Regions from separate parts of the Mus musculus genome. Here region 2 is linked to region 1. A link is a loop called in an ENCODE intact Hi-C map of the cell type or tissue named here. Cell type or tissue: left cerebral cortex. All regions are shown on one strand.

Region 1 (8,000 bases):
GAAAGGTAACGAAGGTGCTGGAGAGGAGCTCTAGTGTTTCTTCCACTGAAGGAGGTGCTAGGCCTGCTGATCCTGCAGGCAGAGCATAGCACACTCCTTTAGATAGAGTATAGTACACTCCTGCAGGCAGAGCATAGCACACTCCTTTAGATAGAGTATAGCACACTCCTGCAGACAGAGCATAGCACACTCCTTTAGATAGAGTATAGCACACTCCTGCAGACAGAACATAGCACACTCCTTTAGATAGAGTATAGCACACTCCTGCAGACAGAGCATAGCACACTCCTGCAGGCAGAGCATAGCACACTCCTGCAGGCAGAGCTTAGCACACTCCTGCAGACAGAGCAAAGCACACTCCTGCAGGCAGAGCTTAGCACACTCCTTTAGATAGAGTATAGCACACTCCTGCAGGCAGAGCATAGCACACTCCTGCAGGCAGAGCAAAGCACACTCCTTTAGATAGAGTATAGCACACTCCTTTAGATAGAGTATAGCACACTCCTGCAGACAGAGCATAGCACACTCCTGCAGGCAGAGCATAGCACACTCCTGCAGACAGAGCATAGCACACTCCTGCAGGCAGAGCTTAGCACACTCCTTTAGATAGAGTATAGCATGCTCCTGCAGGCAGAGCATAGTACACTCCTGCAGGCAGAGCTTAGCACACTCCTTTAGATAGAGTATAGCACACTCCTGCAGGCAGAGCTTAGCACACTCCTTTAGATAGAGTATAGCATGCTCCTGCAGGCAGAGCTTAGCACACTCCTTTAGATAGAGCATAGCACACTCCTCAGGCAGAGCTTAGCACACTCCTTTAGATAGAGTATAGCATGCTCCTGCAGGCAGAGCATAGAATGCTTTTGGCAGGTAGAGCATAGCATGCTCTTGGCTGAGCTGTCTGTTTTGTCTTCTTCTATAGTGAGGCCGGAACATCAGAGGCATCTCAGCTAAGGGGTTTTGTAAATAAGAGAGCCACAGAGAGAACCGCCTGCCTTTCTTCCTCGTTCATTTGAAAATATATTCATTTGAAAGCACAGCAGGAGCTGACCTTTATGAACTTATTTAGAATGAATGTTAAGAATGTATTTCAAGAGGCTTTTCTGCATTCTTACTGATCATCAAAATGAGGTTTGAAAAGAATGACTGATTTTGTATTTAGGAAAACAGTGAAAGTTACTTTTGATATTTTGTTCTAGGAGGAATTAACAGAGCTTAAAGATGAGATTTCGCTCTATGAATCTGCTGCAGAACTCGGAGTCCTTCCAGGTGACTCCGAAGGAGACCTGAGTATAGAGCTCACTGAATCATGTGTGGACTTGGGCATTAAAAAAGTCAATTGGAAACAATCCAAAGCTAACAGGTACTGTGTGACTAGTTTACTATAGATGAGTTTATGTTAATAAAGCTGGTGATGGAGGTATAGGACACTGGTGGCACCATCCATAAGATAAAGACCCCAATTAAGGGGACAGTGTGTCTTAGACATTCTTAATGAAATATAAATGCCTGAAATCCAAATGAATAGAAATCTGAAGTATTAATACTGTGCTTGTAGCCCTCGTCATGCAGATAGGTGCCGGTTATAGAAAGCTAGGAAGGAGTTTATGTAACTAAAATACAGGTTATGGGGTCAGGGAGGTGGCTTAGTAGGGAAGAGAGGTTGCTATGCAGGCATAAGGACCCGAGTTCAAATCCCCAGCACCTATGTTAAAAAGGTAGGCATGGCTGAGTGCACCTATACTCTCAGCATTGTGGGAAGCTGAGACAGGAGAACAGCTGAGGATTGCTGGCCACCAGCGTAGCTCCAGGTTCAGGGAGAGGCTTTGTTTCTGGGACTGAAGTAGAGTGTGCCAGAAGAGGGCACCTGATGCACAAGTGTGGGCACACACCTGTATCCATACACGTGTACACACCACGCATATTACACACATACACATTCACACACACACTCGCACAAACTATGTATGTGTTTGAACCATTGAGGTGAATGCCTGTTTTTAATGTTAGCCTTATGGGCTAAAAGTAGTTATCTTGCACATGTGACTTTAGGAATCTTGCGTATGTGACTTGGGGAAGTCTGTGTTTTAACACTGCCATTACAGATTAGAGCAGTAAGGTGGGATTTTGTTGGTTGGAATCTAAAGTCATGAGATAATCCTGCAAGGGAAGCTGCTCTTACTTAGCCTTGTGAGGCTCCATTTGCCCGAGTGTCTGCCTCCTGGGGCTCCTGTTGCTACAGATAACAGCTATGTCTGGAAGAGAGCAAGGAAGAAGGTAGCGGGGCTAGATGGAGGATTTCTGGTGGGAGCGATCCTCAGGCTCTTATCTAGGGCCGTGTCGACCCAGGTTTCTTTTCATCCCATAATTACCTGGTTGACAAATGTAGGCCACTGTGCCTGAGATGAAGTGGAGGGGACCCCTGTCAGCTCAGCCTTAGCGAGCTGAGAGCTGAGAGAGAAGTGTGGAAGGCCAGGCAATGGGAAAGTGACTCTCAGTGTGAGTGTTTTAATCCAGCCACATGGTATCGAACAAAGGCTTTCACTATGATTGGTGAATAAAAAAAAAAATTCTATTGTTTTTATGCCTAGGTACTCACAGTTTACAGTTTATGTGACTATTTGAAAACAGACTTGGTTGGGAATGCCTCCTGTTTTTGGTCACTGCCAAATGACTTCTCAGAGCCTAGAGAAAGAACACAGACTTCAGATACAAACCATTTGTCATGGCTTTGCCTCTCAGTGCTAGGCACCTGCCCTTGCAGCAGTGTCGTACGTTTTATAAAGCATTTTGGTCCTCAGTCTTGTGACAGATGTTGGCTTTACTGGAGCTTAGGAAGGTGAACCACTTGGCTCAGGTGTTACTGGTGCCACAAAACTCTCTAGGCCCAGCCTATTTTTCTGTTTGTTCACATTACATGACAGTCAAGCCTTTTTACTTCAAACTTCATTCTTCTTATGTCGAAGATTAAAGACATAGTTCATTTAAAAAACAAGTTTTTCTCCAGTTATTTTATTTTAGTTTGTACTGTGGGTGGCTTTAGAGCAGAGTGATGAGTGTGTTCATGTTGATCTCTTTCAATAGACACCCTTCGTGTGCATCCATTAAAGCGCATCCTACGTCTTGTGCTTTTTGGGGGTTGGTTTGTTCCTTGAGGTAAGATATTGCTGTGTAGCCCAGGTTGGCTTCAAATGAACAGACTGGACTGCCAGTCGCTAGGATTATTGGATGCAGGCTGTGCCTGGCTACTCTGTTCATCTCTCTTGATAAAGCATTCATAGCTACAGTGTAGCAATCCTGAAGTGTGTTCCTGTACCTGCTAGACTGGAGGCTTCTTGTTACTTCAGAGTGACTGAGCCGCCCAGCTGGGAGCCGGGGCATCTCTGAGTCAGAGTGGGGAGTTGCTAGAGCTCTGGACAAACCGTCTGACAAATGCAGCCTCCAGAGGACAAATGTAGCTTAAATCCTCACCCACCTGCCAGTGTTAATAGTTGGTCATCTATTTTTGAGAAGTATTCTTATATCAAGTTTACAGGACATAGGAAAGAAGAAATTTGTGCTTTCTTTTTTTATTTTCCTTGAGTGGACTGATTTGTTGAAGAAAAGGAAGCGAAAATTCCCAGTGTGAGTTAGTGTTTTCTTGACTTGAACTGCTTTCAAATCACTGACCCAGGTATCAGTGGCTCCCAGCTTTTACTACCAACCACCACGCCCTCAGGCTGCTTCCTAGTAACATGGTTTAGCCTCACTGTTCTATTTTACATTAATGGGAGTGGAGTAGCTAAATCTGTACACAGCTTACAGACAGCTTCCTCTCTGTTATTATAGTTGGCTGCTAAGCTCAAATAATAAACATCTAACAAGTGGAATGCCTTTTTCCTTTGGTCTTCTCAGCAGGCTTCATAAGGGACTGTAGTTTATTTGGGTTTCAGGGAAAGGATCTCTGTAGGGTGCTGTGATCCTCGGGCAGAGTGGTCACCGCTCTGCCTTTCTCTCCCGTCAAGGAAGGGAGAGATTATTGCACAAGCACGCTCTCTGCTCTCTGACTTGGCTTCTCTAGGAGTACAGAGTGTGATTCCAGTGGCCTGTGTGCAGTGGAAGAGGAATAGGGAGGGCTCGTTTGCTAGCTGAGTAAACACAGTTTACTCACACTGAGTGCTCACACTTCAGCACATCCCATAGCGGAATACTTTGTTAGGTATTTTGTTTCTTACATAGCTATACCTGTTATAGTTATGATTTCTATTTCTGTAAAAATGGAACTGATTTAAATAGGTGAGGATTTATATATGCAAACATACACATAGACTACATCTATATAGTTAGTTTTATATATATATATATATATATAAATATGTATATATGAAATATATCCATCCTAGGGAGTTCTAATTATATTGTTAAAACTAAATTTACCTAATGGTTTGTTCATCCTTTCTTCATACATTGTACAATGTCCTAACACTTCATTTATTTATTGATTTATCTTAATTTTTAATGACAAAACCAAAAATATACCTAAAAGTGAAGCTTCTGGAAAAACCAGTTGCTCTTCCCTGTTTTGTATTGCTCCTCTGACTTGACCTTGGCCTCCCGCCTGGCCTTGCGTTTCAGAGCTGAGTCTCTGAACACATCCTCACTGGCGACAGTCTTGTCCGAGGGGCTATCCAGAGTACCTGTGGGCACGGGGTGGATGTAAACATTCACAAAGGGCTTGATCTTGGGTGGCTTGCCCATGGCAGCTGTCAGTCAATTCCAGCCACGAGGACACCGCTATAAGGGCCTTCCGAGGTGCCATCGTCAATGTTCTTCACGATGGCTTTGTGTCCAGTCAGGACCAGCACCACTTTCCCAGGTTTCATGAACTTGCCCATTTCAACAGCAAGCAGCGGGCACCCAGCAGAAAGGAAAGAAGGACCTAACATTTCATTTAAAATCATCTAAAATCTTTCAATTCCAGGAGTAAAAACTTTAACCCAGATATCGTTATTTCTTTCTTAGATAGATTTTCTCCTTTGGAGAGATTATATTTTACACAGTTCTAGATGCTCAGCTCTCGTGCTCCCTGATAACATTTTGTATTAATTCTTACAATTAATGAACCAATAAATTTACATTATCGCTCATGTCTGAGGTCTCCCTGACTGTCTTTAGTTTTTACCTAATGTTTATGACTTTAACATACATATTAGCCACTAGGAAAGTGTTGTTTAGAAACGTATGTGACTGTTTTCAATGAAGAAAAAAAGAGAGGCTTTTATTGAGAGTTTCCCACTTGCATGGAATGTATTGTGACCCTGTTTGTCTCCCGGACTCTTCCTTTAGTGCTTCCTAGCTCTACTCCAACTTGATGTCCTGTGTTGTGTGTGTGTACACGAGTGTGTTTGTTTTAAATATTGAGTCCCATTTGTATTGGCAATCTATTCAAGGGTGTAGGGCTGTCCACTGAAGCATGGGCCTACCAGCATCCATGCCCTTAAAGAAAACTGACTCTTCCCCCAGCAGCCAGCAGCTCCTTAGCTGAGAGTGGGGACCTCAGAAGCACCCAGTATTCTCCCTGCTGTAATGGTGACTCATTTGATCCTGAGCAAGTCTTTTCTTTTTTTCCTTTATAATATACTTATCTTTTTTTTGTTGTTGTTGAGAATTTCACATATGCATACAAAGTATTTTGATTGTATGAATCCTCACTCCTTCCCTATCTCTTTCCTGATCTACCCTTACTTCATATCCACCTAACTTTCCGCCTTTTTTCTTTTTTCTTATTCTTTTCTTATATGTCATGTCTGCAGTTTACCCTCCCCCCCCCCCCAAGTCTCTTACTCTACCTCTCCTCTCTCCTAGGTATCCCCCTCCCCCTTCTCTCAGAAAAGACCAGGCCTCCCAGGGATGCCAGCCAAGCATGGTATAACAAGCCACAATAAGACCAGGCACATACCATCACATCAAGACTAGACCAGGCAACTCAGTAACAGAAGGGTCCCACAGTCAGAGACAGCTGTGGCTCCCACTGTTAGGAATCCCACAAGAGCAGCAAACTACTTAGCCATAACATATATGAAGAGGATCTAGGTCAGACTCCTGCAGGCTCCCTGATCTCTGCAAGGCCCTTTGGGTCCTGATCAGTTGATTCTGTGAGCCATGTTCTTGCAGTGTTTCTGACCCTTCTAGTTCCTTCAATCCTTCCTCCCACTCCGCAGGACCCCCCCCCCCCCCAATTCTGCCTAATGTTTGGCTATGGGACAGCATCTGCTCACATCAGTTGCTAGATGGAGTCTCTCTGGTCTCTCTGATGATAATGCTAGGCTCCACTCCTAAGATACTCTGCAGGCAGGACAAACTGTAGGTCGAAGGCTTTGTGGCTGGGTTGTGCAGGTCTTTTCAGGCAGCCATAGCTGCTAAGAGTTTATAAGGGCAGAGGTCTTATCATATCACACACACACACACACACACACACACACACACACACTAATAAAATGACTTTAAAAAAATTAGAATCTTATTCTAAGCCTTAAGTTTATTGAAACTAGAGTTGAGTTTCGAGACTGGGACCCAGCTCAGCAGGAGAGCACCTGGGTAGCATGCACAGGCCACTAGGTCCAGTGCTTACTACTGCAGAGAAAGGCAATGGACAAGGAGAGAGGAGAACGCGGAGTCTAGAGAAGCTTGGTTTTGTTTCAGTTTTCTGGAGGTTGCCGGGGTCCACCCAGGCTCTTGGGTCGGTCAGCTGGAAGAGAGAAGAGCAGTTGCTGGTTAGGATAGCTGATGTTGCTACTTTTTTCTTCCTAATATCTGTATCACCTTGCTCAATATTAGTATGACACATACCAAAAATCACAAGTGTGAGCTGTGTCAGGCAGAAAGACCAAGGGGGAGCATGCCACCAAGGGGAGCATGCCACCAAGGGGAGCATGCCACCAAGGGGAGCATGCCACCAAGGGGGAACATGCCATGTGTGGGGGGGTGAGCTTGCTTTTGCAAAGGTGATATCCTTGTGTATGACCGAGTTCTAACTTATTTATTTTTGTTTTATGTGTATTAGTGTTCTGCCTGTATGTTTGTATGTGCTTTGTATGAGTGTCTGGTGACCTTGGTGGCCAGAAGAGGGCATCAGATCCCCTGGAGCTACTGATGGTTGTGAGCCCCCTCGTGGGTACTGAGAATTGAATCCAGGCCTTCCGAAAGAGCAGCACATGCTCTTCATTACCAAGTTATCTCTCCAATCCCCAAGTTCCAAACCCTTTAGCAGCGTTTAGCTCAGTGTTAGAATGCTTGCCTAGCGTGTATGAAGCATAGGAAACAAAGAAACAAAATGTTCAGAAAGAAAGTTCAAAATGCTGTGACTGTAAGGGATAGAAACCATGACCACATGTGGCTAGGGCTTTATGGGTCTTTGATTTGTTTCTTGCTTTTATGCTAAACGGGCAGTTTCCCCATCAGGGTCACACAGCAGGAGTCCCCAGATGAAGACCCTTCGAAGGATGAGCTTATCCTGAAGCTGAAAACGCAAGTCCAGCGCTTGCTGACTAGCAACTCCGTGAAGCGACATCTGGTGTCTCAGCTGCAGAGCGATCTCAGAGAGTGCCGGGAGACAATGGAAGCTTTCCAGCAATCCAAGGATGGTGACAGCGGCATGGAGGTGAGACCCTGCAACCTGTACACGTAAGAAGCCCCCTTGAGACATGCGCCTTATAGATGGAAGTTACGTTTTTGGTTTCTTAGGGTTTATTTGACTCTTAGATGTAAAGCTTACAGGAAAAAAAGCCACCTGATAGATAGGCTGTTTATTGGCTTGTTTTAGGCACCTAGTAAATGAGATGCCAGTTAGGCTAAATTCTTTGTTCACAAATGAAAGGAGGACTTTGTAGAGGGGATGCGCCTTTTGTCAGGCACCTCCTGTGAGGCCCCTTAGCAGCTCTGCTCCTGAGCGCGTTCTGTTCTGTTCTGTTCTTACAACGGTTGGTCTCTGAGGAAATGAGGTAGAGAGCACTGGTCGATAC
Region 2 (8,000 bases), 260 kb after region 1:
ATTCCAAATGCACGAGAGAATTCTAAATGGCAAGAACCAACCGATTTGATATGGGAAACATTGGCTTGCATACACATGGACTTCCAATGGCCTCCCGTTGCCGTGTGTGCAGCCTGTGAGGCCCAGTGTTTGCTGTGACACTCCACACTTTTCCCGTATGGGGAAGATAGCATCCTTTTACATTTTAGTGGAAGAGGCATTGCTGCAAACTAAATACGGCATGTTCTCTAGAACAACTGGAGTCAGTTTCTGCTTACTGCTTGAGTGGTGGGCCTCTAGCCAAATTTTACACATTATAGAAAGGGCTGTCACCCCCCTTGGAGCATGGGTTATGGCACACATGTCAATATTTTGACATTAACAAACCTTCTTTTTCTAAATTAGGGACTGTTTATGATCCACATGTAGAGTTATGTTCCATTAGTAACCACGTACTTGCTGGGCTCTCTTGCCAGCTTTCAACCACTGTGGCCAACTGGGCACGCACCACTTGCCTTGCTTGTTGTGTGGGTTGTGGGCAGGGGTGATAGCCAGTCCAAGACTCTTTAAAGAGATAGCCAGTTCAGACCACAGCCCAGCTGTGGGGTTTCCAGGAACCATCAAGAATCGGTTCCTGCAGAAAAGGCACTGCTTCAGGAAGAACAGGGGACAGCAGAACTTAGCATGCTAGAGGTGGCTGTCTTCCTTGTGACTATACTCTTCCCCTTCTGGTACATGTCTCAGAATGCCTGCTACTTTTTTTCCTTGTATTTTCCCTTCTATTTGTCAGCCCCTTGGATACCTACCCAAATACCCCTTTGCTACTTATAGTTGCCAAAAATGCTGCCCTTGGCCAGGACACATAGGCAAGGCCACCCATGAGTACAAAGTCATCCCAGACCTTGCAGCATACATGGGACTGAAAGCCTGTTGGGCCAGGCAAGGTGCCCTGCTGTCGGGGAAGACCCAGCAGGCTCCGCCCACTCTATCTGCTCATAAAGGTGTCGAGAAACAGTCATACTCAGAGAACATTAAGAAGACTAAGTGCTCCGATTTTTGGTTTCCATTTCACAAATTACTCCTCTTCAAGGTGAGTGTTTAAATACACTCAGCTGCTTCCCAACACATTCTTAGCTGTCAAAATAAATCAGAAAATGAAGGTAGACTTCATGCGTGGCTCAGCTATTCTGAAATTGGAGTGGATTCCAGGAATGTTTCGGGGGACTTCCATATTTATGCTTTCCACAAGGAAGTGCATGAGCAGATGTTAGTTGCTCGTGTCACAGAAGTGCCTGCCTGTCACACCACTTGGCTTCTAATGTGGCATGGTTGGCTCTGTTTCTTTACAGTTTACAAGCAGGGCAGAACTGGTGGGTGAGTTGAGGCTGTGTCTTTCACGACACTGGCATGCTGCTCATGAATCTACTGCACAGAAAGGTGTAGTCCACCCCGTCTCAGACAGACACTCCCGGTCCTGGAAGCTCCACCAAGCTGCGTTCAGGTTTTCTCATCACACAAGCACAGGCCTGATGTAATTCTGTTGTGGCTTTTCCTGGGGAACTCTGAACAAACATCTCTTCACTCCGGATAGGGCACTGACAGCGGACCAAGGATGCAGTTCTTCTGTAGTCCTGTTTAGTGGACCAGGAAGTCTACTGAGTTATGTATAGGAGTATGGGTGAGTGGTTCCATACAGGAGCATGGATGGCCATGGGCAGCTATGTCACCAAAAGCCTACCATACCCCAACATGGCAGACAGTTCATGAAAGCTGCTTCCTGAACAACTTGCCGGCAGCTTGGCTGGCCGTTAGCCAGAGTCTCCTCTTCCCAGGCACTGTTTGTGCCTTTCTACCTTGAGACTTTCTGAGTCTTCCAAGCTCTTCCCTTCCTGAGCCGTATGTGCCTCATCTCCTAGGGAATAGGATCCACCACTGGTATTGCACTTCCCAGTGATGGGACAAATTTATAGTGACAAATATATCTACTATGACTTTATAGTGATGTATATCTACTATGATTGTATCATAGTTTCTCTGCCTTAAAGCTTCTCTGGGTTTATCTACCTGCCCTTCCCCACCATCTCCAGACCCGATCTGAGCCCTGGAGATCATGAATCTCTTTACTGGTCCCATAGTTTTGCCTGTTCCAGAAATTCAGATATTGAAATCAGAATATTATAGAGCCTTTTCAGATGGCTTCTTTCGCATATGAATCCACATGTGGGTTTCTCCCATGTCTTCCTGTAGCTAGCCAGCTCACTAGAATATTGATCTATATTCTTCCATCTTAATATACCACAGTGCATTCATGATGCGCTCACCTACTGAGGATTAGCTTGGCTTCTTTCGAGATCTTGCCACTGTGAGTAAATCTGGTATAAATACCCATTGCTGTCTTTTCAAATGATTGAGCCATCATAAGAACATTATGTATCGCCAACTCAACACCAGACTCTATTCTTCCTTGAAATAAACTCTCTTCTGCTTGCAGATATCGACGAGTGTCAGAATGGCCCTGTGTGCCAGCGAAATGCGGAATGCATCAACACTGCAGGCAGCTACCGCTGTGACTGTAAGCCCGGCTACCGCCTTACCTCCACAGGTCAATGCAACGGTATGTAGCACCCACTCAGAGGCCATTGCTGTCACGATCCTGACTCTGCACGTTTTTATAGATTCTAAGGCTAAGGAATAGAAGTGAGGATGTAGGTTGAAAAACTAGATGTATTTAAAGAGGAAAAAGGAGGAAAATTGTTAAAATAGCTAAATGCTTAGCTTTTTGCCTTCCTTATAAATGAAATATCCACAAAGCAAAAAAGAAGTCATTTACACAAATGAGTCTCTCTATCCCTACCCTACCAAGAAATTCCCATTACCCACATGTACAAGCCCACAGTCCTCTAATCGGTATTCATGAGGAGGAGGAGGAGGAGGAGGAGGAGGAGGAGGAGGAGGAGGAGGAAGAAGAAGGGGAGGAGGAGGAGGAGAAGGAGGAAGAGGAGGAGGAAAAAGAAGGGGAGGAAGAGGATCATTATTATTAGCTTCTGCATAATGTAGACAGGGAAGGCTTTCATCATATCTTCTATTGTGCTAGATGCCTTTACTTGAGTTGGAGCAGATCTTCCTGCATAAATGAATTTAAAAGATACACACACACACACACACACCACCCTTGTCTTCCCAAACATCTTACTGATGAGAATGACCCCCGGGAAGACAGTAAATAAGCAAATCTTGACCGTCTCATTACCTCTGCACTACCTACAGCAAGCAGAGGTTAGGGATGTCTGCTGCCCACTTTGTCAGGATGTGGTATAAAGAAGAGAGTACATTGTCCACTCACATTGGCCATACATTTGGTCAACATCTAAGGGTTTCTCTAGCTAGTGGCATGAAAATAAAGTCCCTTGTGTTAGAGCTCAGAGGCAAACTAATACTTCGGATGGGCCCTCACCTACACTTCAGTACAGTTACATTGTACATTTAAGAGTGTGTCACCCTGCTCAGGGTTCACTTTCAAGTGAGTTTCCTGGGTTTTTGTGCACTTGTGAATGAAACAACACGAGAGGAACCGTGCTCGGGTTTGCCTTGGCTCTGTTGGCCAACTGTGATTAAGTGGTAGGAAGTGTGCTGCCCTCTGCAGGATATTTTCCATTGTTTAATGAAACCTTGGTAGGAAGAGGGTATAAGAACAGAACAAAAAAAAAATCACTTTGCCAACCAAGATTTGTTTTGTTGAGTTTAAGGGAGCATGTGTGAGTATTTAGCATTCCATCAACAGAGCTGAGATTATCCCAAAGGTAAGGATATAGAACAGGAAAAATGAGTCCCTGGCAGATATGAAGCACAATCTCCCCCGGTGACATTGGCCTTGAACGCCACTTCCCTGCATTTTATTTTCAAGTTTTATTTCTTTGGAGCTGGGTGAAAGGTGGCCAGTTAAAATAAAGTCTGGCTGGTCGCCCTGGGTGTGCCATTGTAGACCATTTGCTCTGGCCACTAAGTTGGGCCATTTATAGATCAGCAAAAGGCAATCAGCTACAACCTGCTACAGCTCAGGTCCTTCTGCGTTTTCTTATAGAATGTTAACCTAAGCTGCATCTGGTACGGTCAGGGAAAACCTGGTATTTTATCCTAGAAATCACTTTGTTCCCATCTCACTTTTGTTGCTGATTTTTGAGACAGGATCTTTTTCCTCTTTAGCTCAGGCTGGCTCAAGTTCACACTCCCCTGTCTCAGCTCCCGAGTGCTGAGATAACAGTTGGTGGCTACCATGCCAGGCTGCCATCCTACCTTAGAACTATTTTAAACCATTTTAAGCACTTGTCTTATCCTGGTAGTTTTCAAACAGATTGCAAAGCATTCCTCTCTGCCTGTATTTAAAACGAAAATATCGTCCTATGAGATTTGAATTTAAATTCATACAAAACTCCAAATCACAGTGGTCCTAGCTCCACATTGCTGTTGATGGTGGTGCTCAAGTTGCCAGTCTGACCTCAGTAGCAAATCCTATCCCTGTAGAAATGCCTTTCCCAGCTACATCCCCAGCCGCTGTCTGATGATCGCCCCTCTCTCTGTTTGGGATCCTGTCCCTATTCAAAACCTCCCAGGAAACCTCAGACATGCTCTCCTGGGAACTAAAAACCTGTCTCTTAGACAGTTAGATGGTGACTGACCTTTCTCAAGGGAAGCTCCCTTTTATGATCATAAAAAATAAAAATCCCTTTTCTTTGCCCACCCATTCTTCATTTTAAATATTTTCTCAAACGAGAATAGTGGTATTTGTTAACTGTTTTCTATATAGACTAGCCACAGTTTAGGGGCAGTGTAACCCCAACCCCTCCTACACTTGAGACTTATAAACAATGTCTCAATTGATGGCTTCTGACTGGAGATAGCCATCATCTCTGCCACAGTTAGGCCATGTTGCTCTGAGGTAACAGTTCTGTAGACCCAGAAAATAAGCAGCCTGACTTTCCAACTAAACTAGGTGGAATGAAAGCTGAAGTAATGAGGCAAAGGAGTAAGGCCAACTCTGAGCATCTATGCATTTACGGTAGTGTCCCACTGTGAGCATCTATGCATTTACGGTAGTGTCCCACTGTGAGCATCTATGCATTTACGGTAGTGTCCCACTGTGAGCATCTATGCATTTATGGTAGTGTCCCATTTCAGTATACTCATGATAGGTTTGACTTTACTATCAATTTTTCCAAAGAAGCCCCAAAGTCTTTGCCCATAATCTTTGGTACCAAAACCTAGAGATATCAATTCCATGTGAAGCTGTTTAGGCGCTGTAGAAAGTACTTCTCCATATTCTGAGTTTTACTTTCCTCTTTCAAGATACCTTTGGCAGAAGGAGCTGTCTCCTTTTGGTTCGCCTGGTACTAATGCTCCGAGAGTAAGATCTGGCCAATTTCAAAGGAAAAACTAGAGAGAATGCCAGTGTCTACTTCACTACCTCAGTTTCGGGTTAGGATTATCTCTGAGAGCAAGGCCTGGAGATAATTTGTTCAGTCGTTTTATGCTCTAAGTCTCCATCTAAGAAAACATGCAAATGTGCAGTGTCCCACCTAAGACACTTCTGGTTTACAGATCGAAACGAGTGCCAAGAAATCCCGAACATATGCAGTCATGGCCAGTGCATCGACACCGTGGGAAGCTTCTACTGCCTTTGTCACACTGGCTTCAAAACAAATGTGGATCAGACCATGTGCTTAGGTGAGTATGTGGTCATCAGTCCATGGGTGAGTGTGTGTGCATCAGTCCATGGGTGAGTGTGTGTGCATCAGTCCATGGGTGGGTGGGTGTGCATTGGTCCATGAGTGAAAGTGTGCACATCCAGTCCGGGGTTCAGAGTGTGCACATTGATCCACTTTTTGGTACTATTGGAGTGCTTCACAAACATCTAACAGTCCTTTCTTTCTGACTTAAGGTTGCATGCATTAGGCCTTTGAGGGTCTTTAAGCCCATGAATCAAACATATCAGAAGAACAGTGTCCAGAGCCTGCTTAAAGCCCTTGCCTTTGGCTATAACTAGGTCCTCCCATGAACGATGCTTAATCTCCTCCTTAATCATCCTGGCTCATCCCAGGGTGGCTCGCCCTTCCTTGCATCGCCACAAGAATCTGCCTCATTGTTTCTCAATCTCCCTCTCTTGGCTCTGGATGAGCACGACAGACTCGCTTGCCTTCCTAACTCTCAAGTGGCCTGAAGAGTGACAGTGACTCATTATTTGGATGTGATGCTTACTCCGCATTCAAGGCACTGGAGAGCTAGCAATAACTTTTCCATCTGAATCACAAATCATGTCCCAAAGTTGAAAGAGGCAATCTTGACTTTGGCCACTACATTTTGAGCTCCCCAGGTGTCTCTTTCCATTCGTTCTCTCCCCTTGTCCTTGGCCCATCTGCCCTCCCTCTTCAAGCCAATGGTACCAATGTTCTCTTTTCTACTCCCCCATAATATAGCATGTAAGAAAGGTGCTAACTGCTTTGGTAAAATGCAAAACTATGTAAGTTGCCAGAATAAGCATCATAATGCAAAAGCCAAAAGTCATGGGCCAGTAAATAAAAAGGCAAGCAATGCCAGGGCGTCTGAGCCAAGCCAAATTGAGTACCATCTTTTTTGTTTTGGTTTGGTTTGGTGTTTGGTTTTTCGAGACAGAGTTTCTCTGTGTAGCCCTGGCTGTCCTGGAACTCACTTTGTAGACCAGACTGGCCTCGAACCCAGAAATCCGCCTGCCCCTGCCTCCCAAGTGCTGGGATTAAAGGCGTGTCCCACGACTGCCTGGCTTGAGTACCATCTTATCCCTTGGGTGTGTTCAGAAGGGTAGCTGAGTTATCACTGGTGGGAGGAAGGAGCCGTGTCCCAAGTGGCAGCTTAGCTGGGGAGGGGAGCTCTGTTGTTGTTTGCAGAGATCCTGCTGACTCGCGACCTTGGGGTAAAATGGAACATGAATCCTGTAAGCCAAAGTGTGCCAACATCCGCCAAGGGAAGGTCCAGATGCACACTGAAGTTTTTCCATTTTCAAGTGAAAATATTTGAGCAAAGTGGCAAGGGTGGAGAATTTGAGAAGCAAATAGAATAAAAGTCTTGTCCAGTCCTTGTGTCCTCGTCTCGCCTCCTCTCACACGCCAACTGAGGAAACTTGGGACTTCCAAGATGTAGGTCCTCACCTCAGCTTCCCCAGGCTGGTGACATCAGGCAGAACATTCCAGCCTCCTGGAAGAGTCTGTGCAGCCACAACTGCCCTTCAGCATCAGTGACCACGTAACCACTTTCCTGTTTAGTCATTGTGTCTCCCTCTCTGGCCTTTCTTCCTCCTAGACATAAATGAGTGTGAGAGAGACGCCTGTGGGAACGGGACTTGCAGAAACACGATTGGCTCCTTCAACTGTCGCTGTAACCATGGCTTCATACTGTCTCACAACAATGACTGCATAGGTGAGTATGCAGGAGGTCGCCACGTCACGCATCTGCATCATGGCCAGCATCCAATCTTCTGCCTATGGCCAGCATCCAATCTTCTGCCTAACAGTTGGTCACGTGACTATCAAGTATACCATGTTGATTAAAAGTCAATTTTAGTAACTCTGTTAACTTTATTGATCTGTGTATCAGCAGCTATGATTTCTATATCTATTTTAAGTTAAATAAATTTCAAGATAGGTTAAAATATACAAAAGCAAGTCTTTGTAAATTGTACAATCCAGAAGGAGTGTAGGAGCCTTGCTTAGATCTTTCGCTACACCCTCTCTTCAAACAAACAAGTTATTAAGTGTATAGCATCCCCCTTATAAGACACGATAGGCATTTTCTCTCAGGTGCAGAATCTAGATTAGCTTTTTGTATGTACTATATAAGACATACATACGTGTGACATGTATGTACTATATAAGTACACATACATGTGACATGTATGTACTATATAAGACATACATACGTGTGAAGCAGAAGGAAGAATGTTTGGGATGAAGAAGGGACCACTGGGAGGGTAGGATACTAGGAATGTGAATGTG

Evidence for each region. Peaks named below come from ENCODE experiments on the same cell type or tissue, not always from the same donor. Only the 100,000 strongest peaks of a DNase experiment are listed, where the experiment ranks them.
Region 2: it touches region 1 in a loop (8-fold over the local background); 13 of 42 quality-filtered maps call a loop at or near these places.

What each region holds. Positions count from the first base shown.
Region 1 is chr2:125,594,512-125,602,511 of GRCm38, reverse strand. It overlaps Cep152 (centrosomal protein 152), which reads left to right. Exons shown (of 28, transcript NM_001081091.1): 12 at 1,200-1,363; 13 at 7,441-7,639. It also overlaps the pseudogene Gm34949. Among named protein-coding and RNA genes, the nearest start is that of Cep152, 27 kb to the left of the region's middle. In left cerebral cortex, no CTCF peak of the experiment used is centred here; a DNase peak (open chromatin) is centred at 3,396.
Region 2 is chr2:125,329,958-125,337,957 of GRCm38, reverse strand. Fbn1 (fibrillin 1) reads left to right here. Exons shown (of 66, transcript NM_007993.2): 45 at 2,471-2,593; 46 at 5,575-5,700; 47 at 7,309-7,425. Among named protein-coding and RNA genes, the nearest start is that of Dut, 86 kb to the right of the region's middle. In left cerebral cortex, a CTCF peak has its summit at 3,605 (motif pointing left); DNase peaks (open chromatin) are centred at 1,271, 3,605, 4,266 and 6,187.